Regions from separate parts of the Homo sapiens genome. Here region 1 is linked to region 2. A link is a contact called in ENCODE Hi-C data. All regions are on one chromosome and are shown on one strand. The core of a region is the stretch at or near the end of the contact, and the rest is flanking DNA. Distances in the headings are between cores, read along the strand shown. Region 1 holds the start of KRTAP9-1 (keratin associated protein 9-1). Region 2 holds the start of KRT222 (keratin 222).

Region 1 (5,670 bases), core at 2,518-5,017, 520 kb after region 2:
TTGTGTTTACGGAGGGGAAAGCCCTTGATGTAGGCAACACACACTAGTGCTCAGAGGCAGTGAAGCATCACTTTCTTTTTATCACCAAAGAAACCTCTTTGACCTATTCTTGCAATTTTTCTATAAGTGCAAGACGACATTAATTTTTAAAAAAAGAAATTAAGAATGTTATCTCTTTAGGCCATCCCTATCCCATGCAGACACCTACTTTCTATTTAGACTGAGTTATTCAGGAAGGAGGGAAGAGGGGATGGAAGGAAGGATACAAGAACATATTTAGAATATATTTTTATGGACATATTTTATGACTATTTGGGGTATATATAAAAATTATGAAAATTCAGTTCGTTAGGCATAAAATGGCATAAAAATATCCATTGTGTCTAAGTTGATAATGATTTTACTCAAATTCTCCATATCTTTGTTTACTTTTCTTCTTCAAATGACCGTTTTTGAAATAGTATGTTTAAAGCCTCTGCTATGATTGCAGTTTTATCACCTTCCTGTCTATTTATAACAGGTTTTTTTCTTTGCACTTAGTTTGAATGTAGCCCAACTTCTTATGACAACAAGAATATTAATATTTTTGCAGACATAATTAATGTATCATAAGGAAGTCACTATCAAGGTCAAAGCAAGTGCAGGTATCATAGGCTTGGGATTCTGGTCTAACTGAGCCACAGTTCTATGGTCACTTGTTTGTTTAGAAATAGCCCTCTCTGTCTGAAGGCAGGGGAGACAGCTTAGAGATAACCCTTCTCCTTAAAACAAGTATGTTTTCAACATGGTAGTTGACTCAGGCTGGTGGTCAGGAATGAAATTCAACAACAGGATCCACAGATTGGTGGTCTGGCAGCAGACTGGATGGTAGCAACTGAACTCACAGAAGCTGCGGCAGCAGCAAGCGGTCTTGCAGCAGGTGGTCTGGCAGCAGCTGGGATGGCAGCAGATCTCTTGGCAGAGGTCTTAACCACACCTCTGGTGACAGCAGAAGGAGCTGCAGCAGGAGCTGACCATGGTGTCAGAAGGTGGAGGTTCTGGGTGTGGGTTTTCAGTGGCATAAGGTACTAGAGTTCATAAGCCTTCTTCCTTCCAAGTTTCCTTCTCTACCCTGCTGAGGACTTGCCATCACCATGACCTGGGTTATTTCCTTGCTATTGTTTATCTTACCTGAAGAGAAATGATCAGATATTCTGATTGAAGCATGACATTGTAGCAGTTAGCCTTGGTTTTTAAAATGGATGCTAAGGTAATTTCCATTTAATCAGTTATTTATCCCTAAAAGCACCATTTTTCTTCCTTTTTTGTTTTAGCATCATCTCATCCATTCCTTCATATACTTTTCAGAGTGTGTCATTTGATATTCTGAGCACAGGACGAGTCATTCTTTTGTTCCAACCATTTAATTTACTGTTCCTGAATGAGCTGCATAGCCACAGTCCCTTCAATTTGAACAGTATTTAAAATAGATGTAAACATGGATATGTTAATACCCAAAAAATAAGACCCCAGTACATTATAGCAAATAGCTGCTAATGAAATCAGCATAGCACACTTATAAATTATGAAGTAGCTAAAAAACATCTAAGGCACGTGGCTTCAAATTTAACTTGTTCAGAATAGAATTGCTCATTCTGTTTCTTTTCCGAACCAATGCCCTAATTAATTCCCCAGTCCTATTACAAATGGTTGTTAGTCCAAATTTTCAAGCTAGGGCTGGGCGCAGTGGCTCACGCCTGTAATCCCAACACTTTGGGTGGCCAAGGTGGGTGAATCACCTGAGGTCGGGAGTTCAAGACCAGCCTGGTCAACGTGGTGAAAGTCCATCTCTACTAAAAATACAAAAAATTAGCCGGGAGTGGTGGCACGTGCCTGTAGTCCCAGCTACTCAGGAGGCTGAGGCAGGAGGATCATTTGAACCCATGAAGCGGGGGTTGCATTGAGCCAAGATCACGCCCCTGCACTCCAGCCTGGGCAACAGAGTAAGACTCTATCTCCAAAAAAAAAAAATCAAGCTAGTAAATGTAAAGTTCTTCATTCAATAATCATGTTTTGGTTCCCGCTATGTGCCAAACCCATTCTCAGGGTGGAGACACAAGTGAAGAATACTCCACCCCATCCTCTCCTTCACTATAACTTCATTCTGACTAAATGAACTGCACCAGATCATTTTATGGGATGAACTGGCAATGCCATTACCCATATGCTGGACCAGCAAACAGAGGCTGTGTCCACCTTCACAGCTAAGGTCAGGATGCCTCAGCAGCAGAGATGGCAGAAATTTTTAGCCACAGTTTAAGTCAGAGCAAGTCAAGCTGTATCAAAAGACCATTTTGTTGCCAGTGAAAATAAGAAACTCTTTATTTGAATAGATTAGCCAGATATGGAAATTGCTAAGCATCCAAAATATTATGCAACTTATTCTGTGTTTTCCCCATTAATACACATGATGGAGTCATTCTCGTCCCGTTTGTTCCTTCATTTAAAACACACGGCCGGGCGCGGTGGCTCACGCCTGTAATCCCAGCACTTTGGGAGGCCGAGACGGGCGGATCACGAGGTCAGGAGATCGAGACCATCCTGGCTAACACGGTGAAACCCCGTCTCTACTAAAAATACAAAAATTAGCCGGGCATGGTGGCGCGCGCCTGTAGTCCCAGCTACACGGGAGGCTGAGGCAGGAGAATGGCGTGAACCCGGGAGGCGGAGCTTGCAGTGAGTCGAGATCGCGCCACTGCACTCCAGCCTGGGCGACAGAGCGAAACTCCGTCTCAAAAAAAAAAAAAAAAACACACACAACGGTGTTTGTATTTTCAAACTGCAATTCAAAGCAAAATATTTTAGTTGTCTGACTAACTGCTTTTAAACTTTTCTTTGCACCACTAAGCGTAAACATCATGTACCCAGGGATGTTTGTACTTAGGGCCATCAACAGATGTGGAGCTCAGCATGGAAAAGATTACGACAATTACAATTGAGCCCAGTCCCCTGTTTCAGGAATTGAGATACCCAAGTGGAGTTGCTATTACTATTAGAATTACTGTCATTGAATCTGTGTTTGTGTGACACAGATGAAAAGTTTGATAAAAAATACATTTTAACGGAAAATATTTTAAAATATGGTTTACATTTGTCACCTTGAGTTAATCACCATGTTCTAGTGCTGGAGGGGAAAATGTAGGTGGTGACAATAGTTCTGGCCTCTTCAAGTTAGTTTCAGTTGTCAGGGGATCAGTCAATGTACTCTGTCTTAAAGAATGATAATTCAGGCGAGGCACAGTGGCTCATGCCCGTAATCCCATCACTCTGGGAGGCTGAGGTAGGAGGATCGCTTAAGTCCAGAAGTTCAAGGCCACAATGAGCTATGATCGCGCCACTGCACACTAGCCTGAGTGACAGGTGAAACCTTGTCTCTAAGATAATAATAGCAGTAAAATAATAAATAAAAATATATACTTTATAGTTAAATGATGCTATTGATGTTGATCACCTCTCTCACTTCTGGATATAAGTTTTTATGGGTTATCTATTGTTAAGTAGAACAATCATTTATTTTCAGAAGATTCATAACACTTAAGGAACACTTCGTCCCTGGGCAATTCCCTATAGGTTATGAAAAATAATGTCATAAATAATAACCAGGAAAATTCTGCTCATTGGTTCCAGATTTGGGAACCAGTGTATAAAAGGTCCAGATACTAGAAGGGGGTCATCAGATTCTTGGAAACTCACCTCTGAACAGGAGCCCACCCTTCACCCCTGACACCATGACCCACTGCTGTTCCCCTTGCTGTCAGCCTACATGCTGCAGGACCACCTGCTGCAGGACAACCTGCTGGAAGCCCACCACTGTGACCACCTGCAGCAGCACACCCTGTTGCCAGCCCTCCTGCTGTGTGCCCAGCTGCTGCCAGCCTTGCTGCCACCCAACTTGCTGTCAAAACACCTGCTGCAGGACCACCTGCTGCCAGCCCACTTGTGTGGCCAGCTGCTGCCAGCCTTCCTGCTGCAGCACACCCTGCTGCCAGCCCACCTGCTGTGGGTCCAGCTGCTGTGGCCAAACCAGCTGTGGGTCCAGCTGCTGTCAGCCTATTTGTGGGTCCAGTTGCTGTCAGCCTTGCTGTCACCCGACTTGCTATCAAACTATCTGCTTCAGGACCACCTGCTGCCAGCCTACCTGCTGCCAGCCCACCTGCTGCAGGAACACCTCTTGCCAGCCCACCTGCTGTGGGTCCAGCTGCTGCCAGCCTTGCTGCCACCCAACATGCTGTCAAACCATTTGTAGATCCACCTGCTGCCAACCATCCTGTGTGACCAGATGCTGCAGCACACCCTGTTGCCAGCCAACCTGTGGTGGGTCCAGCTGCTGTAGCCAAACCTGCAATGAGTCCAGCTATTGTCTGCCTTGCTGCCGTCCCACCTGCTGCCAGACCACCTGCTACAGGACCACCTGTTGCCGCCCCAGCTGTTGCTGCAGTCCTTGCTGTGTCTCCAGCTGCTGCCAGCCTTCCTGCTGCTAATCCACTTGCTGCAGACCCACCACCCACCAGAGACATATTTCCTGAAACATTTTGTCAAAGTTCCTATTCCACCAAGAAACATTCGCTAAGCTTTTCTGAGAAACAACATTCTGACACTGAACTTTGTGATCATCTTCTTCCTACCATGCTTGGGATTCTGCTGAAGGTTTGCAGTCTACCTCACTTTCATTCTTCTTCATTCCCTCTGTGTTAATGTACCAGATGGTGGTCAGTCAACTCCACCTAATTGACATGGATACATGGACTCAGCCACAGAAAGTGGTCATCAGCTTTTGCCCCTATGGAACTTAAAAAAAAATTCTTAAGACTGCATATCTAACTCTCTATAATGATCAATACTGATCATCTTTTTAGATATATACATTTTATTTAGTAGCCTCTGCCAGATTACTAAACTCTTTCATGATCACTTTTAATTGTCTCCCTACCTGGTCTTTCCTAATAAAATTTATATTATCCTGCATCCTATGGTATGATTTTTGTTCCATTTGTTTGTTTGTTTGCAGCAGTTGCTTTGTGAAGCCTTACTTTTGAGTTGTGGTTTATATTTATTATCTTGTTCAAGTCTCACAATGACCTACAAGTTGGACAGAGCAAACATTTTAGTGATGAGAAAATGATTTGCCATACAACTAGCAATTGACAAGGGAAGGTTCAATGACCAGGTACTTTGAATCCAGGTTAAGGACACTTTTTTAAAAACATTTTTCTCCGGGTAGATGCAACAGTGGTGATTGAGTGCAGGGAAGATGTACATTTTAAGTCACATCTCAAGCAAACACTTTTCTATCTACAAAGCACTTCCCAAATACTCTCCCCACCTCTATGACCACTAGAGACCATCTTTAAGAGTTCTAGGAATGCTTTTACACTCTTGGTGGGAGTGTGAATTAGTTCAACCATTGTGGACAACAGTGTGGCTATTCCTCAAGGATCTAGAACCAGAAATGCCATTTGACCAAGCAATCCCATTACTGGGTATATACCCAAAGGATTATAAATCATTCTACTATAAAGACACCTGCACATGTATGTTTATTGCAGCATTATTTACAATAGCAAAGACTTGGAACCAACCTAAATGTCTGTCAGTGATAGACTGGATAAAGAAAATGTGTCACATATACAC
Region 2 (6,035 bases), core at 2,820-5,319:
CTAATTTTTTGTATTTTTAGGAGAGATGTTTTCGCCATGTTGCTCAGGCTGGCTTCAAACTCCTGGCCTCAAGCCTTGGCCTTCCAAAGTGCTAGGATTACAGGCGTGAGCAACTGTGCCTTGCTCCAAACATGCTTAAATATTTTTCTTTCTTTTTTTTTTTCCTTTTCTTTTCTGGAGACAGAGTCTCGCTCTGTCACCCAGGCTGGAGTGCAGTGGCATGATCTTGGCTTACTGCAACCTCTGCCTCCCAGGTTCAAGTAATTTTTGTGCCTCAGCCTCCTAAGTTGCTGGGACAACAGGCGCGTGCCACCATGCCTGGCTAATATTTTGTATTTAATAGAGATGGGGTTTCATCATGTTGCTCAGGCTGGTCTCAAACTCCTGAGCTCAGGCAATCAGCCCACCTCAGCCTCCCAAAGTGCTGGGATTACAGGGGTAAGCCACAGTGTCAGCCTAAATATTTTTTATTCGACGTCTCAATGGCATGGATAAAAGAATCTCCACTGTTAAGACTTTGGATAATAACGAATGCTCTATTCCCTATCTTCAGCAACTAGAAAATCCCAAGGTAATAAGAAAGGATTTCTTCATTTTTACAGGTCTGAACTAAACCTTGAGTGAGTTGGTAACAGCCACTGCCACAATGGAGGGAGGGGTGAGTAATTAAACTAGGATCAGGGATAGAATTCAGTGGCCTTGATTTCCAGTTTCTCATGGTAAATAAACAGACATTCATCTTTTCCTTCTCTTAATCAAATCACATCTGAGGACTCGATGGGTCGGTTACTTTTGGGATCATTCTCACCACAGCATGGAGAGATTCAATTTCCACTTGCAGGTGGTGCCACTGGCGTCGGGCCTCCTTGAGTTCTGCTTGAGCTGCCTTCAAAGCCTCTTCATCTTTGTCCATTTTTTTGCTTATGTCTTCTTCTAGCTAACAAGAAAGCCAACAGCAACAATAACAAACAAAAAACAAGGAGTGCTTCTGAAAATGAGATGTGTAAAAGCAATTATAGAAAAATTGTATAGGAATCAAAGCATTTTTCCTTAACTCATTAGATTATAATGTGTGTCCTAGTGCCTAGTTAACTAATTAAATATGTAAGTCCATTGCGTTCTTAGCCCGTTTTCTCCTATGTTAAATGATTTCAAGAAATCCCTTCCAACTATGACAATCTGTGAAATATGGAAAAATACATTTACATGAATGAAAACAGTTTGCAGGACCAAGATTCGTGATCTCTGATTTTTAACTTTTCATTATTTATGGATCACTAGGAGGAAGGATTGAAAATTAGCTATTTCCCCCCACATTTTCTTGTAGGCTGCTTTGCAGAAGCAGATAAACAGCCGTACCCCCAAAACTGATCAATTCTGGGACCAGGTATAGGGATAGGGCGTAAATACTGCTAGGAAATACATTACTAGTAATTTAGAGAATTAAGTTGTTATAGGCAATAAGGCTCACAAATAGACTTCCATATTAAGAAAATCTGTTGATTGACCTTTTTCAAGATGATCTTTTTAAAAGGCATATTAATTTTGGGTATCTGGGTAATAAAATGAATAAATAATAAAAATGACTTCTCTAAGGATTGTTTTCTAAATATTCTCCTATTAAAAAAGTAGAATATTTTATATTTAGCTTTAAATGTTTTTATGTTGATGTTGAAATGAAAAGAAAGTATCTGTTGACAGAATTTTTAACATTTGGCCCCAGGAACAGTGAGAACAATGTATAGAATTGATTGTAGCATTTTGAAGCAAAATTTATAACTTTTAATTTTCTTATAAAAATATATTTTAACATTTAAAAATTTAATTTTATCATACATTAGATTTTTTTAAAAAAACGTTGAAGTAAATGAAAGTTTATGAATAAAGTTTAGGGCAAGGTATTGGAGAACAAAATTCGTACATTTCTTTTGGTTTGTTGAAAATCTGTTCTTAGTGTTAACTTGGCAAAGTCAGGCAGCAAGCAACACCTACCAGAGCAACTACAGAAGGTAAAGTAAGGAATTTTGGAGAGAAGAAAACAGAAAAATGCTGGTATCTGCTGGTCTTGTGGCTTTCAAATATGGAACTGGCAGCTAAGCTTGTTCGGTAACTACAGTCCCAAGATGGCCCCTAAAGAAGTCTATCTCCCAAGATGAGTCCTAGGGTGATCCCCTTCTACATTGACTCTGGGCTGACCTGGGTCTTGCTTTAACCAGTAGAATGAGGCAGAAGGAATGCTGTGCCACTTCTAGACCTAAGTCTTAGGAAGCCTGATAGCTTCCACTTCTATGCTTTTGGGAGCCTTGGGCCAATATGCAAGAAGTCTGGATACCCTGCTGGAGAGATCCTGTAGAAAGGCCAGATGGAGAGAGACCCTGAGGCTACGTGAAGTGAGAGAGAAAGTCCCAGCAGAGCCAGCCTTTCGGCAATGCCCTGCCAAAGTGCCAGACACATAAGTGAGCCCAGTCATGCCCCAAGACGATTGAGGTCCCAGATGAGTTTTGGGGTGTTATACAACAATCTGTAACTAAAATAGCTTATTTAGAAATTTAAAAAAATAACTAATCAGGCTGTCTTGAATTTATTTCAGCTGACTTTCTGAGTTATTTGGAAGAAAATCCTCTAAAGTAGTTTCAAATTAAAAGACACTTTAAACAAAACTCACCGTAGTCTTGCTTTTTCATTTGAATTTACTCATTTTGGCCCTGTGACTTGTAAACTAAACTCATATTTCTACTACTGCAAAGTTAAGTGTTTTGTTTATGATTTTTAGAAGTTGTCATCTATTGATTTTTTTCTTCTGTTTGTAAAGGTGAATGAACTATCCCAATGCTTACCTGTACCAGTGACTTTGCTTAATCTAAGATGTTGATCATTCTTTATGAAGGCTGAAAATGTTATCTAGAGGTGAAATTTACAATGGAACTAAAAATGAGTGGCTAATGGAATAAAGGCCTGACATTTTTCTACCAATTTTTTTTTTTAAAATTTTGGGTGATATTCTTAAGTAAACTTTTTGCTGTATTTCAGGGTTTGGAAGATAACTTGAACCCATATATGATAGGTAAACTAAAAAATCCCCTAAATTTCTTAATCTTTGTTTCTAAAATATTTGTTTGTAAATTTGTTTAAAGACTTGAGACCTTAATTACTTGCTGAAGGTGATTGTTACTTTAAAACTAAGTCTATGAAATTAGGATTTAGTCCTTATCTAAGTAGGCTCTCTTTCTCTTTTTTAAATACTTAAATATTACAAGCTTTGTAATGGAAAGAAATGTTTCTCATCTTATAGTACAGAAGCAAAAATCTTAGTGGAGAATCGTTACCAATTTGGGGAATTTCAATGGTCATAATTTATATCATTGTTTCTGAATGCCATGTTCACACACTCAGATGATTTCTATTTATAACAATCTGGTATAAAATGGAACTCGTTAAAAAGATGATAGAAACCTTTTAGAAATATCTCTAGAAAGTGTACATGCTAATAAATCTTACTTAAAGATTTTTCATTTTAAAGATGTTATTTAAATTATCTCTGTAAATAACTCCAATAATATCTTTGAAGGGTATTTGGAATGGTTCCTTCCTGAAGATTGTAAGAGGTTAGAGTGCACCATTTTATGGTATGTTGACCCCATGTTAATGATAGGAACCTCACAATTTATATAAAAATCAAATGCATCAATCAACACTTACTTAATGGCAATTTAACAATATAATCACAGTATTTCCCCCTGTAGTCCCAGTCACACTGCAGTAGAAGCTAAATTCCTTCCCCAATAGATGCTGCATCGAAAAGGAAATACTGTACCTCAGAGAGGCCGGGACAGGAATTGGGTAGACATGGACTGTCTCCTTATTCTGGAAGGTGCCTGTCTGTATGAAATCATTACCTGGATCCTTGTTGAGAGCACCGTCTCTATCTGATTTCTGGTGAGGATCTTTTCATAGTTTGCCCTGATCTCATTGAGTAGCTGGGACAGTTCCATTCTTTTCCCATCCTCCACCTTGGCTAACTGAACCTTATCGATAGGATGAGTCGCTGCGGCAGTCTGCTCGGTCTGCGCGGAAGGCAGGGAGCCTCGCAGAGTTTTAAAGATGCAGAGCTCCTTTTTCGGAGGCCACGGAAATTCTCATCTTTCTAACTAATTATGCAAATACAGGGTAAACTCTTTGCTCCTATTGTTATTGGTATAGTAGAAATGTCAGATTCTTCATGAAGGAAAGGAAAATTTCAAAAACCTGTACTGGTTCCCTGTAAAAATTGAGCACTTTGAGGGGAGGGGGAGTTCATTTTTGTGAAAAGGAAATGGGGCATAACATAAGAAAATTGCCGGGCATGGTGGCTCATGCCTGTAATCCCAGCACTTTAGGAGGTTGAGGTGGGTGGATCACCTGAGGTCGGGAGTTCGAGATCAGCCTGGCCAACATGATGAAACCCTGTCTTTACTAAAAATACAAAAATTAGCTGGGCGTGGTGGTGGGTGCCTGTAATCCCAGCTACTCGGGAGGCTGAGGCAGGAGAATTGCTTGAACCCAGGAGGTGGAGGTTGCAGTGAGCCGAGATTGAGCCACTGCACTCCAGCCTGGGTGACAGAGTGAGACTCCATCTCCAAAAAAAAAAAAAAAAAAAAAAAAGAAAATTATATTTAGTTTTCTCAAAATGTTGCAGATAAGTGCTGGTAGACTATGAGAGTTGTGAGTTAACATTTCCAAAGTTTTAACAAGGATGAAGAAATAGACCTTTTGGTGTATTCACCAAAAGAACCCTTGAGTCCTTTGGAGGGTGTAGTCAGTGTACCATTCCATCCAATCGTTGCAATCACTTGAGCCCTTCGGAGGGTGTATTTGGCGTATCATTCCATCCAATCCTTGCAATCCCTGACATTTTCTAACCTGTAAAGATGAAAAGACTGAGGCCAGAGAGGTTGAGGCATCTTGCCCAAGGTTGCTCAGTGATGTATGACATCACTGGGACTGGCTCTTTGACAACTTGCTTGTGTTCCATGTATTACCCCTGCATATCTGCCTCTGCGTTCTCTCTCTCCCCTTCTAAATTCCTGGTTTAATCTTGCCAGCTGGTTGCTAGATGTGACAGAAATATGTCGTGAGAGTGGATCTATCATTATTGTTATTTGTGGAGTGGCTTTGGCTGAATTGTATCTGGAGCACAGTTCAGGAGATAATCAGACCTGGGTTCTAGCCCTTACAGGGCCTTTGCATGCATGTCCTGCTCTTTTAATTTCTGAATTAACTCACATCTGGCCAGGCCAGTCTATGCTGGGCATTCTCACAGCCCTCTCCAAACAAAGCTGTCCTACCCACAGCTCCTGGTGAGAGGAGAGGTTCCAGGTTATTTCTGACCCACCCCTCCCTACCTCCTGCACCTTCCCCATCAGTCACAACTTGATTATCTATAGATTGGTCAGAGACCTTTGGAGTAGGCTGAGACAGAAAGCTCTGACTAAAGAGAGTCATTAATGATTATCTAGGCCAAACTGATTCTCTTTCTTGGTAACTGGGACTGAGAAATATGAAGAGAATTAGGCTTGGGAGTGGAGGAGAGAGAAGAAAGCAATGAATTAAATTCCTAAATTAAATTCAGGGAGCAATGAATTAAATGCTTCCTGCTACTTTAGGTAGCTCCTGCTAATATCCGCCTGAAACACAGAGAGCTGAACTAGATTCCCTGGAGGGTCAGTCCTGGCAATCTGCATTTTAAATAGGTCTGCCAGCATTTCTTATGCACCCTAAATAAAGCAGCACTGTCCAGTGGAAATATAACACAAACCACAAATGCAAACCACAGATGTCCTTCCAAACTTTCTAGTAGCCATATCAAAAGATTGAAACAAAAAGAAGTGAAATTAATTTTACGACTATATTTTATTTAACTTGATATATCCAAAATGCAGCAACCCATATAAAATGTTAATGAGATCTTTTACATTATTCTTGATACTGTCTTTGAAATCCAAGTGTATTTTATACTTACATCGCATCTCAGCTTGGAACAGCCACATTTAAAGTGC

Evidence for each region. Hi-C counts contacts between places; a loop is a spot of excess contacts on that map.
Region 1: a loop to region 2 is called in a map of posterior vena cava, with 5 times the contacts of the local background. The contact joins the promoter of KRTAP9-1 here to the promoter of KRT222 in region 2. A Hi-C loop is called at or near these places in 1 of 168 maps with a recorded cell type or tissue (posterior vena cava).

What each region holds. Positions count from the first base shown.
Region 1 is chr17:41,186,120-41,191,789 of GRCh38, forward strand. It overlaps KRTAP9-1 (keratin associated protein 9-1), which reads left to right and starts at 3,768. Exons shown (of 1, transcript NM_001190460.1): 1 at 3,768-4,520. The coding sequence starts at 3,768. The coding sequence ends at 4,520. It also overlaps the pseudogene KRTAP4-17P.
Region 2 is chr17:40,661,108-40,667,142 of GRCh38, forward strand. KRT222 (keratin 222) reads right to left here and starts at 4,070. Exons shown (of 6, transcript NM_152349.3): 1 at 3,897-4,070; 2 at 809-937. The coding sequence starts at 3,992.